Linked DNA regions of Homo sapiens: region 1 is linked to region 2. Evidence: read pairs that join two places in POLR2A ChIA-PET (ENCODE). Cell type or tissue: GM12878. All regions are shown on one strand. Each heading gives the region's core, and the rest is flanking DNA. Links, peaks and the distances in the headings are about the cores only. Region 1 has its middle 36 kb from the start of GOLPH3. Region 2 has its middle 6.5 kb from the start of SUB1.

Region 1 (5,380 bases), core at 202-5,201, 370 kb after region 2:
TGGTAAAGGAGAAAGAAAGAGTGGCTTTTATCAATGATCAGTTTTCAAGGAAATTACATTATGCAAATACTTTATTCTTTATCTCATTTAGTAGAAATCAATATCGCCCCTCCATGTTAGCCATTTTTTCTTTCCTATTAATTACATCACAGATCTTATTCTCAGAAATAGATCAAATCAAACTGAATTTGTCTTTGCACTCATACTACAAGAATACATTTACAAAAATCTCATAAACACAAATCGTCATAATCATAATAATTATATTGTGGGCCAGGCGCAGTGGCTCACGCCTGTAATCCCAGCACTTTGGGAGGCCAAGGTGGGTGGATCACAAGGTCAGGAGTTCGAGACCAGCCTGGCCAACATAGTGAAACCCCATCTCTGCTAAAAAATACAAAAAATAAGCCAGGCGTAGTGGTGGGCACCTGTAATCCCAGCTACTTGGGAGGTTGAGGCAGGAGAATCGCTTGAACCCAGGAGGCAGAGGTTGCAGTGAGCTGAGATTGTGCCATTGCACTCCAGCCCAGGCAATAGTGTGAGACTGTAAAAAAAAATAAAAATAAAATAATAAAAAAATCATATTGTGAGGTATATTAACTGACATAAGAAAATGTCCATAATATTTTCTTTTTTTTACATTAAAAAATGTTTGTGGGTACACAGTAGGTATATATATTTGTGGAGTACATGAGATATTCTTTTTTTTCTTTTTTTTTTTTTTTGAGACAGAGTCTCACTCTGTTGCCCAGGCTGGAGTGCAGTGATGCGATCTCTGCTCACTGCAAGCTCCACCTCCCGAGTTCAAGTGATTCTCCTGCCTCAGCCTCCAGAGTAGCTGGGACTACAGGTGCCCACCACCACGCCCAACTAATTTTTTGTATTTTTAGTAGAGACAGGGTTTCACCGTGTTAGCCAGCATGGTCTCCATCTCCTGACCTCGTGATTCACCCACCTCGGCTTCCCAAAGTGCTGGGATTACAGGCATGAGCCACCGCACACGGCTGAGATGTTCTGATACAGGCATGCAATGTGAAATAAGCACATCATGGAGAATGGGCTATCCATCCCCTCAAACAGTTATCCTTTGTGTTACAAACAATCCAATTAGACTCATTTAAAAATGTGCGATTAAGTTATTATTGGCTATAGTCACCCTGTTGTGCAATCAAATAGTATGTCTTGCCACAATATATTCAGTGAAAAAAGTATGAATTTAAAAATCATGGCCGGATGCTGTGGCTCACACCTGCAATCCTAGCACGTTGGGAGGCCGAGGCGGGTGGATTGCCTGAGCTCAGGAGTTCAAGACCAGCCTGGGCAACACAGTGAAACCCTGTCTCTACTAAAAATACAAAAAATTAGCCAGGCCTGGTGGTGGGCACCTGTAGTCCCAGCTACTTGGGAGGCTGAGGGAGGAGAATTGCTTGAACTCGGGAGGTGGAGGTTGCAGTGAGCCGAGATCATGCCACTGCACTCCAGCACTCCAGCCTGGGCCACAGAGTGAGACTCTGTCTCCAAAAAAAAAAAAAAAAAAAAAGTCAAAATTCTAGTTTAATTTACATAAATGCATGGAAAAGTAGCAGGAAAACATTCCCAAATGTTAAGATAAGTTATCTCAAAGCAATGGATTTATTGGTCATTTTTTTCTCCTTTTTATATATTATTTTATTTTTATTGACACATTAGATGTTCATATATTTGGGGTTATATATATATATATATATATTTATTTATTTGAGTTGGAGTCTCGCTCTGTCACCCAGGCTGGAGTGCAGTGGCTTAATCTCAGCCCACTGCAACCTCTGACTCCCGGTTTCAAGCTATTCTTCTGTTGCAGCTTCCTGAGTAGCTGGGACTACAGGCACCTGCCACCACACCCAGCTAATTTTTGTATTTTTAGTAGAGATGGGGTTCTCCATGTTGGCCAGGCTGGTCTCAAACTCCTGACCTCAAGTGATCCACTCGCCTCAGCCTCCCAAAGTGCTGGGATTACTGGCATGTGCCACCACACTCGGCCTCTTTATATATTTTTTAATTGAACTTTTTCCCTACAATGAACTTGTGAGTTAGCTATTGATTTTTTTCCCTTTGGTTGCGAAAGAGAGAAACCCAAATTGATTGTGCTTTAACCAAAGGGGGAAGTTGTCATAAGGATCCTGTTCTATCTCAGAAACTCAATGACAGGAAATAGCAGGGCCTCCCCAGTTACTGGAACCAGAAATGCAAATGCTGCCTACGTTCTTTCTCCATCTCAGGGGCTCCTCTCAGTTTGTTTACTCTGTTTCCTCCCCACTTTCTCTCTGGATCAGTTTTCTCTGGTCCAAGTGAGGGAAAATGTGCATCCTAAAGCCCCTGACTTAAAAATTTATAACCCTGGGACTTTCAGATCTAAATCTCCAGAGTAAGGATTGAGAGTGTCTCAGCTGGGATAAGTACACAGCCCTGAGGCAGTCACCTGCACACGGGCAGAATCATGGCGCACTGACATGGCGGCTTCCATGGTAATCATGTGTGGTGTGCATGTGCGTGTGTGTACAGAAGAGTACATGTACTGTCCACACACACACACGTACCCCCCACACTATTTACAAAGCAATAGTCTTCACAACAACATGGAACTTTATCAAAATTAGAAAAAAAATCTTTAAAATCTTATAAATTGTGTATAACATTGTAAATCAGCATTTATTTCTACCTCTCATTTTTAAACACCTAAACTCATACTTTTTTTTTTTTTTTGAGATGGAGTCTCTCCCTGTCACCCAGGCTGGAGTGCAGTGGCTCGATCTCAGCTCACTGCAACCTCCACCTCCTGGGTTCAAGTGATCCTCCTGCCTCAGCCTCCCGGGTAGCTGGGATTACAGTTGTGCACCACCATGCCTGGCTAATTTTTCTATTTTTAGTAGAGATAGGTTTCCACCATGTTGGCCAGGCTGGATAATACACTCATTCTTAATTAGTGGTCTCACAAATTCTCTCTACTAGTCACAAAATGTAGAGAGTATCTTCTTCAACCATGTCATTTTAGAGAGGATAAACTCAAGCCCAGAGGGGTGAAATGACTTGCCAAGCCACCCCCCCCAGGGGGTTCACGGAATGTCCTCTCAGCAGTTTTCGTGCCAAGTGCATTTCTTCTCCCCTGCCCAAACCACCCATCCTTCATTCACCCTCTCCACACCGAGCTTGGGCCCCAAGACTATTCAGAACAAAGTCTTGGAAGCACAGTGGACCTGGTGGTCCCACAGCACTGCTGCTCTATTCAGCTGCATTTCCTAGACCTGGACACCCACTGAGTCTCTTCAGTCTCTTTTCATGCATAATTAACTCTAACTCACAGATCATAGGCAGGGCAAAGGTATACCGGAGGGGGGTAGGCATATTCCAAACAAAGGGAGCCTCCTACCTCCAAATGTTACAGATTGTTCATCTGGGAGTCCAAATACCTGAACACATACCTCCACGTATGTATTTTTAGTAGAGATGGGGTTTCTTTTTATTATAACATTTTATTACAACAGGATGGAGACCAGGCGTGGTGGCTCACACCTGTAATCCCAGAACTTTCAGAGGTCAAGGGAGGAGGATCACCTGACCCGGGAGTTTGAGACCAGTCTGGGCAACACAGGGAGATCTCATCTCTACAAAAAATTTAAAAAATAGCTGGGCAAAGTGGTGCATGCCTACAGAACCAGCTACTCAGGAGGCTGAGGCAGGAGGATTGCTTGAGCCCGGGAGGTCAAGGCTGCAGTAAGCTGTGATCACGCCCCTGCACTCCAGCTGGGCAACAGAGCAAGACCCTGCATCAAAGAAAAAACAAACCAGGATGGCAAAAATGCTAATTTTTTTTTTTTTTAATTTATTTTTTTATTGATAATTCTTGGGTGTTTCTCACAGAGGGGGATTTGGCAGGGTCATGGGACAATAGTGGAGGGAAGGTCAGCAGATAAACAAGTGAACAAAGGTCTCTGGTTTTCCTAGGCAGAGGACCCTGCGGCCTTCCACAGTGTTTGTGTCCCTGATTACTTGAGATTAGGGATTGGTGATGACTCTTAACGAGCATGCTGCCTTCAAGCATCTGTTTAACCAAGCACATCTTGCACCGCCCTTAATCCATTTAACCCTGAGTGGACACAGCACATGTTTCAGAGAGCACAGGGTTGGGGGTAAGGTCACAGATCAACAGGATCCCAAGGCAGAGGAATTTTTCTTAGTGCAGAACAAAATGAAAAGTCTCCCATGTCTACTTCTTTCTACACAGACACGGCAACCATCCGATTTCTCAATCTTTTCCCCACCTTTCCCGCCTTTCTATTCCACAAAGCCGCCATTGTCATCATGGCCCGTTCTCAATGAGCTGTTGGGCACACCTCCCAGACGGGGTGGTGGCCGGGCAGAAGGGCTCCTCACTTCCCAGTAGGGGCGGCCGGGCAGAGGCGCCCCTCACCTCCCAGACGGGGCGGCTGGCCGGGCGGGGGGGCTGACCCCCCCACCACCTCCCTCCCGGACGGGGCGGCTGGCCGGGCAGAGCGGCTCCTCACTTCCCAGTAGGGGCGGCCGGGCAGAGGCGCCCCTCACCTCCCGGACGGGGCGGCTGGCCGGGCAGGGGGGCTGACCCCCCCCCCACCTCCCTCCCGGACGGGCGGCTGGCCGGGCGGGGGGCCGACACCCCCACCTCCCTCCCGGACCGGGCGGCTGGCCGGGCAGAGGGGCTCCTCACTTCCCAGTAGGGGCGGCCGGGCAGAGGCGCCCCTCACCTCCCGGACGGGGCGGCTGGCCGGGCAGGGGGGCTGACCCCCCACCACCTCCCTCCCGGACGGGGCGGCTGGCCGGGTGGGGAGCCGACCCCCCCACCTCCCTCCCGGACGGGGCGGCTGGCCGGGCAGGGGGCCGACACCCCCACCTCCCTCCCGGACGGGTCGGCTGGCCGGGCAGAGGGGCTCCTCACTTCCCAGTAGGGGCGGCCGGGCAGAGGCGCCCCTCACCTCCCAGACGGGGCGGCTGGCCGGGCGGAGGGCTGACCCCCCCACCTCCCTCCCGGACGGGGCGGCTGGCCAGGCGGGGGGCTGACCCCCCCACCTCCCTCCCGGACGGGGCGGCTGGCCGGGTGGGGGGGCTGACCCCCCCATCTCCCTCCCGGACGGGGTGGCTGGCCGGGCTGAGGGGCTCCTCACTTCCCAGTAGGGGCGGCCGGGCAGAGGCGCCCCTCACCTCCCGGACGGGGCGGCTGGCCGGGCGGGGGGCTGACCCCCCCACCTCCCTCCCGGACGGCACGGCTGGCCGGGCGGGGGGCTGACCCCCCCACCTCCCTCCCGGATGGGGCGGCTGGCCGGGCGGGGGGCTGACCCCCCCCCACCTCCCTCCCGGACGGGGTGGCTGC
Region 2 (5,380 bases), core at 324-5,323:
CCCACACCAGCCCTGGGGAAGGAAGGAAGCATCAAATTCCCAGAGGGCTTAGGGATCTGAGAGAGCAAAGCAAACTGGTGCCTTGCTTTCCAGGCAGCCGAGCTCTCCGAGCTCCTCTGCAACCCAAGCGCCCCTCCCTCCACCACAGAGTTGGGGTAGAGATATCTGTGTGGTGTGTCAGGATGGCCGACCTCAGGCTTCCTCACCGAGTTCAGAGATGCCCCAGGGTACTGCAGCATTCAGGGGAATGTCTTTCTCTTTGGCCAAGAGTGGCACAGATGTGTCAGTGACAGCCAGCAGACCTGGGGAGGACTTGCAGTGAGGAAGAGGAAATCTCACCACCCTCAACTTGCATAGAGTGCTGTAACAAAGGACATCTCAACAAATACCAGTGTGAAGAAGTGAGAAGGATCAAGAATCAGACAAGATGAACTGTTAAGCAAAGGCCAATGATACGGTCTCCATCTGTGTCCCTGCCCAAATCTCATGTTGAGTTGTAATCCCCAATGTTGGAGGAGGGGGCTGGTGGGAAGTGATTGGATCCTGGGGGCAGATCTCCCTCTTGCTGTTCTCGTAATAGTGAGTGAATTCTCACGAGATCTGGTTGTTTAGAAGTGTGTAGCACCGGCCGGGCACAGTGGCTCATGCCTGTAATCCCAACACTTTGGGAGGCTAAGGAGGGTGGATCACGAGGTCAGGAGATCGAGACCATTCTTGCCAACATGGTGAAACCCTGTCTCTACTAAAACTACAAAAATTAGCTGGGAATGGTGGCACATGCCTGTAATCCCAGCTACTTGGGAGGCTGAGGCAGGAGAATCACTTGAACCAGGGAGTCGGAGGTTGCAGTGAGCCGAGATCATGCCACTGCACTCCAGCCTGGCGACAGAGCGAGACTCCATCTAAAAAACAAAACAAACGAAAAAAAAAAACAGTGTGTAGCTCCTCCCCCTTGTCTCTCTTCCTCCTGCTCCAGCAACGTAGGATGTGCCTGCTTCCCCTTCTCCTTCAACCATGATTGTAAGTTTCCTGAGGCCTCTCCAGCCATGCTTCCTGCACAGCCTGTGGAACCATGAACTAATTAAACCTCTTTTCTTTATAAGTTGCCCAGTCTCAGGTAAATCTTTATAGCAATGCGAGAACAGACTAATGCGGCTGTCATGGACAGATGGGGAAAATGGGCCAGACTCTACCACTACCCTTAGTGCTCTGACACCATGTAATCCTACCCCACCTCTGTCCAGAATTTAGGAGAGAAAGGGGGAAAGGGAGAAATTATGAGTTTGACCTGAAATTGGCCACAATTAAGCTTTTACCACTAGGTGAAATGGTGATCATTAAACACAATCATAAGAAAATGAAGAAAGTCACATTTCCTGAGAGCCTGAGTTTGTAGCACAAGAGACATACCAGTAATATACAAAGAAGAGGAAACAAGAAAGAAAGGGAGAGGAACAGGCTTATGTGCCAGGGATGTGGTGGGCACCTAGGGAGGTCAGCCGCCTCTGGTTTAACCTCCAGGCTAAAGCAGGAAAGCAGATCACAGCGTGAATGACTAGGAGAACATAACTCCTTCCAGGTTATTTTGGGAAAACTTAAGAATTCTGGAGGTCCCACGGCACATGGAATGGTAGCACCAACCATTCAATTTGGATATTAAAAGATATGGTGGCTCTGGATGTCTAGAGGTTTTAGGAACACCTAGGATGGGGCCATGTGGATCATACATGCAAAAGAGAAAACAAATAAAACAAAAACCTGGGCATCCTCCAGTTTAGTGAGTCTGAAGAACTGGGAAGGGAGACAGTACAAGGTAAGAGGGTTGTTATGGATTGAATGCTTGTGTTTTCCCCCAGATTCATATGTTGAACCCTTAATCCCAGTGGGATGGTATTATAGGTGGGGACTTTGGGGCATACTTAGTCATAAGGGTGGAACCCTCATAAATAGATTCATGCTGTTATGAGAAGAGACAAGAGAGAGCTTAATTATTCTGTCTCTGTTCTCTGCCATGTAAAGATACAACAAGAAGGCAGTCATCTGCAAACCAGAAAGTGGGCCCTCACCAGATATGCAGGCACCTTGATCTTGGACTTCTCAGCCTCCACAATTGAATAAAATAAGTGTTGTTTAAGCCACCCAGTCTATGTTATTTCTATTACAGCAGACTAAGACGGGGCAATATACACTCTCCCCAAGAGGAGACACAGGGAGCACCTACTCTTTGTAGGGTGTGAGTTATATCCATCAGATGCAGTGATGTGAGAAAAAGTTAAGGCATAAAAAGCCTTGTGGGTGGGGCTCGGTGGCTCACACCTGTAATCCCAGCACTTTGGGAGGCTGAGGCAGGTGGATCACTTGAGGCCAGGAGTTCAAGACCAGCCTGGCCAACACGGCAAAACCCCATCTCTACTAAAAAATACAAAAATTAGCTGGGTGTGGTGGCACATGCCTGTAATCCCAGCTATCTGGGAGGCTGAGGCAGGAGAATCCCCTGAACCTCAGAGGGTGAAGTTGCTGTGAGCTGAGAGAGGGTGAAGTTGCTGTGAGCTGAGATCACACCACTGCACTCCAGCCTGGCTGACAGAGCAAGACTCTGTCTTAAAAAAAAAAAAATCCTTGCTTCACAGGCTTTGAAGAAGCTGGGAAAAATAATTTTCCTTCTTCCTTTCCTGCCCTGCTAAACCCTGGAGTGTTAGGCCTAGAGACAGAGAGGAAGAAACCAGCAACAGTGTTCACCTGGTGTTATGTAGGCTTGGCTTCAATGAGACATAATCCCAGATCAGAAAGCCAACAATGGCAGTCAAAAACAAACAGAGTGAAATTCCTCTGTCAGCAGTTATAGTGGTAATGCTGGTCATCTGGAGACCAAAGTGGGCAATTTAATATGGATGAGAGGAGAAAAGGAAGGACTGAACTTGCTCCCCATAGCAGCGCTATGACCCATGCGCTAAAATTTTCTTCCACCAAACAAGTTGCTACAGACCCTTGTATTTTATCTACCGTCAAAAATGAACTTTCATAGTACAACATTAAAAAAGCTAAGAATATGTAATTCCAAAAGTTTAATACTCCTTCTCACTCAAGTAATTATAAATAAATATGAATTACATGAATTACGTGTAAAGTCATATGCAATGAGTAACAGCAATATATTTAAGGAAGTTATTTAAATACAAACTGCTAAGCATTTCTCCCCTAGGGTGACTTTTCTGAACTTGGTACTGGAGCTATTCTTAGATCCAACTTTCATTAGAAATGCAGTGTCACCTTTTATAGAAGAACGCATTTTGTAATAGCAAATATATGTACACCGTCTTTAGTAGGTGAATAGCACAACTCCTCCTGCTAGCTATACCTGACTTATTTAATGTGCTATAAAATAGTGTAATTACTTTCTAGTAAATATGCTGTAACTTACATTCAAATGAGTGTTTTCTCCTTCAAAAGTCGTCTTCTTGGAGGCTGCAAAAACATTGTAATGACTCTGACATTGGTCAAAGTTAACTTTTAGAATTCCTCTTTGAGAATGGCTGTCAGAGCTTGAGGCATAGTCTTTTACAGGCTCCCAGCAACAAGAAATCTTTAGCTTTTGCAGTTAATTTCTATTTGTAAAGAGCAAAAAGGTTTCTAAGTTCCATGATCAGTAATATGAGTAATTAAGAAATTTATAAAAATGATATCCTTTTATGGATTACTAATTGGCCCTGGTAACAAATACAAAAAAGAAAAAATGTTGAGTGCAAATGTGGGATCACTGTTTGAACAAATATGTAATGTCCCAAGAAGACTACTATGGAGGATAGTTCATTTATGTGTTCTGGTTTCACATGTTATGTGTTACCTGTTACAAAGACAGTCTATTTAAGTGTTAAATTTTCTGGAGTGCTCAATACTTAACATGCATACTATGTTGCTATGCTTGTGATAGTCAATAAAAAGAATTTGAAAAATCCAATCCAAGTATCTACCTCTTAGCTGGGGCCCAGCACTAGGCTGGCTGGTTGACCATCACACCCCTTGCAGGAAGCATAGCATGAGATGTATTAGCCAATGGGTTACGTATAGTGACTGAATAGACAATCAGATACCATCATGGTCTCGACTGAAACAAGAACTTGATCTGCCAACAGCCCTGCTTAGCCAGAGATCACAGGAGAGAGTGATACCTGCACTGAGAAACCCAAATTATTTAATTTGGCAATACCTTCAGAGTACTACAGTTTAGCATAGTTATGCAGACTCTTCACCTCTGAACTGTCAGAGAAACTAGCAGCCCGGGGTCAAGATTACAATGCTACTCAATCACATCCTGAGTTTTTCATACCACTGGTACTTCACAGTGGTCTTTTCACATCATTGTGTCTTCAGTTAATGTATTTCTTGTTTGAAAGATCAGCTTGTTGCTTTTGGTTTCAAAATTTTAACTATGATTAACAAACCAAGACAGGTGTATTGATTCTGGTATCTCAGTTTGTTAAAAGGTCTGCTTTTTAGTAACCCCTTATATGGACATTCTTGTTCCTCGGTGACTTCTGCTAGATTATCAAGCCCTAGACTTCAATAGTTAAATAGTGTATTCTATCATGGCAGAACCTAGGACATAGTTGACTTTATATCCCTGAATAGGACAATACTGAAAATGGAAACTCTTGCAGAAGTATATCTGACTAAGTCCATCCGGGACATAGCATCCAACAAGAAAAACTGGGATCTACACACAGAAGAAAGTAGCAAGGTAAAGAAATCGGTAAATAATTTCTCTCCAACGAGTTTTTAATTTATTCGCTAAAAGAACTTCAACTGTTATAATTGTTAAGCAAATTCCTCAACAATTCTGCTTTCTTATGCCCTGCTGGTTTAGTTTTCTGCTCTTTCTTGTTTTAGCCCTTGCTCTAAATTTTCCTTTAAAGAAACTTCTAGAGACATCTACCACATTAGATTCTGCTGAAATATGTTATCAGGTTAGTAATTTATTTTCTCTAAAGACCTGGAGCTTTTTTTTCAAATGAGATATTTCCTCTATGAATTCGAACTGTTACTCTGGAGGATAGTTTTCTTTTTTCTGTCTTCTATTTTTTGTTTTGTTTGCTTTGGTTTGGTTGGTTGGTTGGTGGTTTTTTGTTTTGTTTTGTTTTTCTTTTTTAGTCTGAGTCTTTCTCTGTCGCCCATGCTGGAGTGCATGCAGCAGTGTGATCTTGGCTCACTGCAACCTCTGCCTCCCCAGTTCAAGTGATTCTCCTGCCTCAGCCTCCCAAGTACCTGGGATTACAGGCACCTGCCACCACGCCTGGCTAATTTTTTTTTTTTTTTTGTATTTTTAGTAGAGATGGGGTTTCACCATGTTGGCCAGGCTGGTCTCGAACTCCTGACCTCAGGT

What was found. Peaks named below come from ENCODE experiments on the same cell type or tissue, not always from the same donor. Only the 100,000 strongest peaks of a DNase experiment are listed, where the experiment ranks them.
Region 1: POLR2A ChIA-PET joins it to region 2 with 8 read pairs; 1 of 35 experiments calls an interaction of 5 or more read pairs at or near these places.

What each region holds. Positions count from the first base shown.
Region 1 is chr5:32,208,122-32,213,501 of GRCh38, reverse strand. No RefSeq gene overlaps it. Among named protein-coding and RNA genes, the nearest start is that of GOLPH3, 36 kb to the right of the region's middle. RefSeq lists a silencer at 1,738-1,897. In GM12878, for the core only: no CTCF peak of the experiment used is centred there; a DNase peak (open chromatin) is centred at 2,261; H3K4me3 peaks cover 706 bases; H3K27ac peaks cover 1,827 bases.
Region 2 is chr5:32,576,390-32,581,769 of GRCh38, reverse strand. No RefSeq gene overlaps it. Among named protein-coding and RNA genes, the nearest start is that of SUB1, 6.5 kb to the left of the region's middle. RefSeq lists a silencer at 5,074-5,244. In GM12878, for the core only: no CTCF peak of the experiment used is centred there; no DNase peak of the experiment used is centred there; H3K27ac peaks cover 1,196 bases.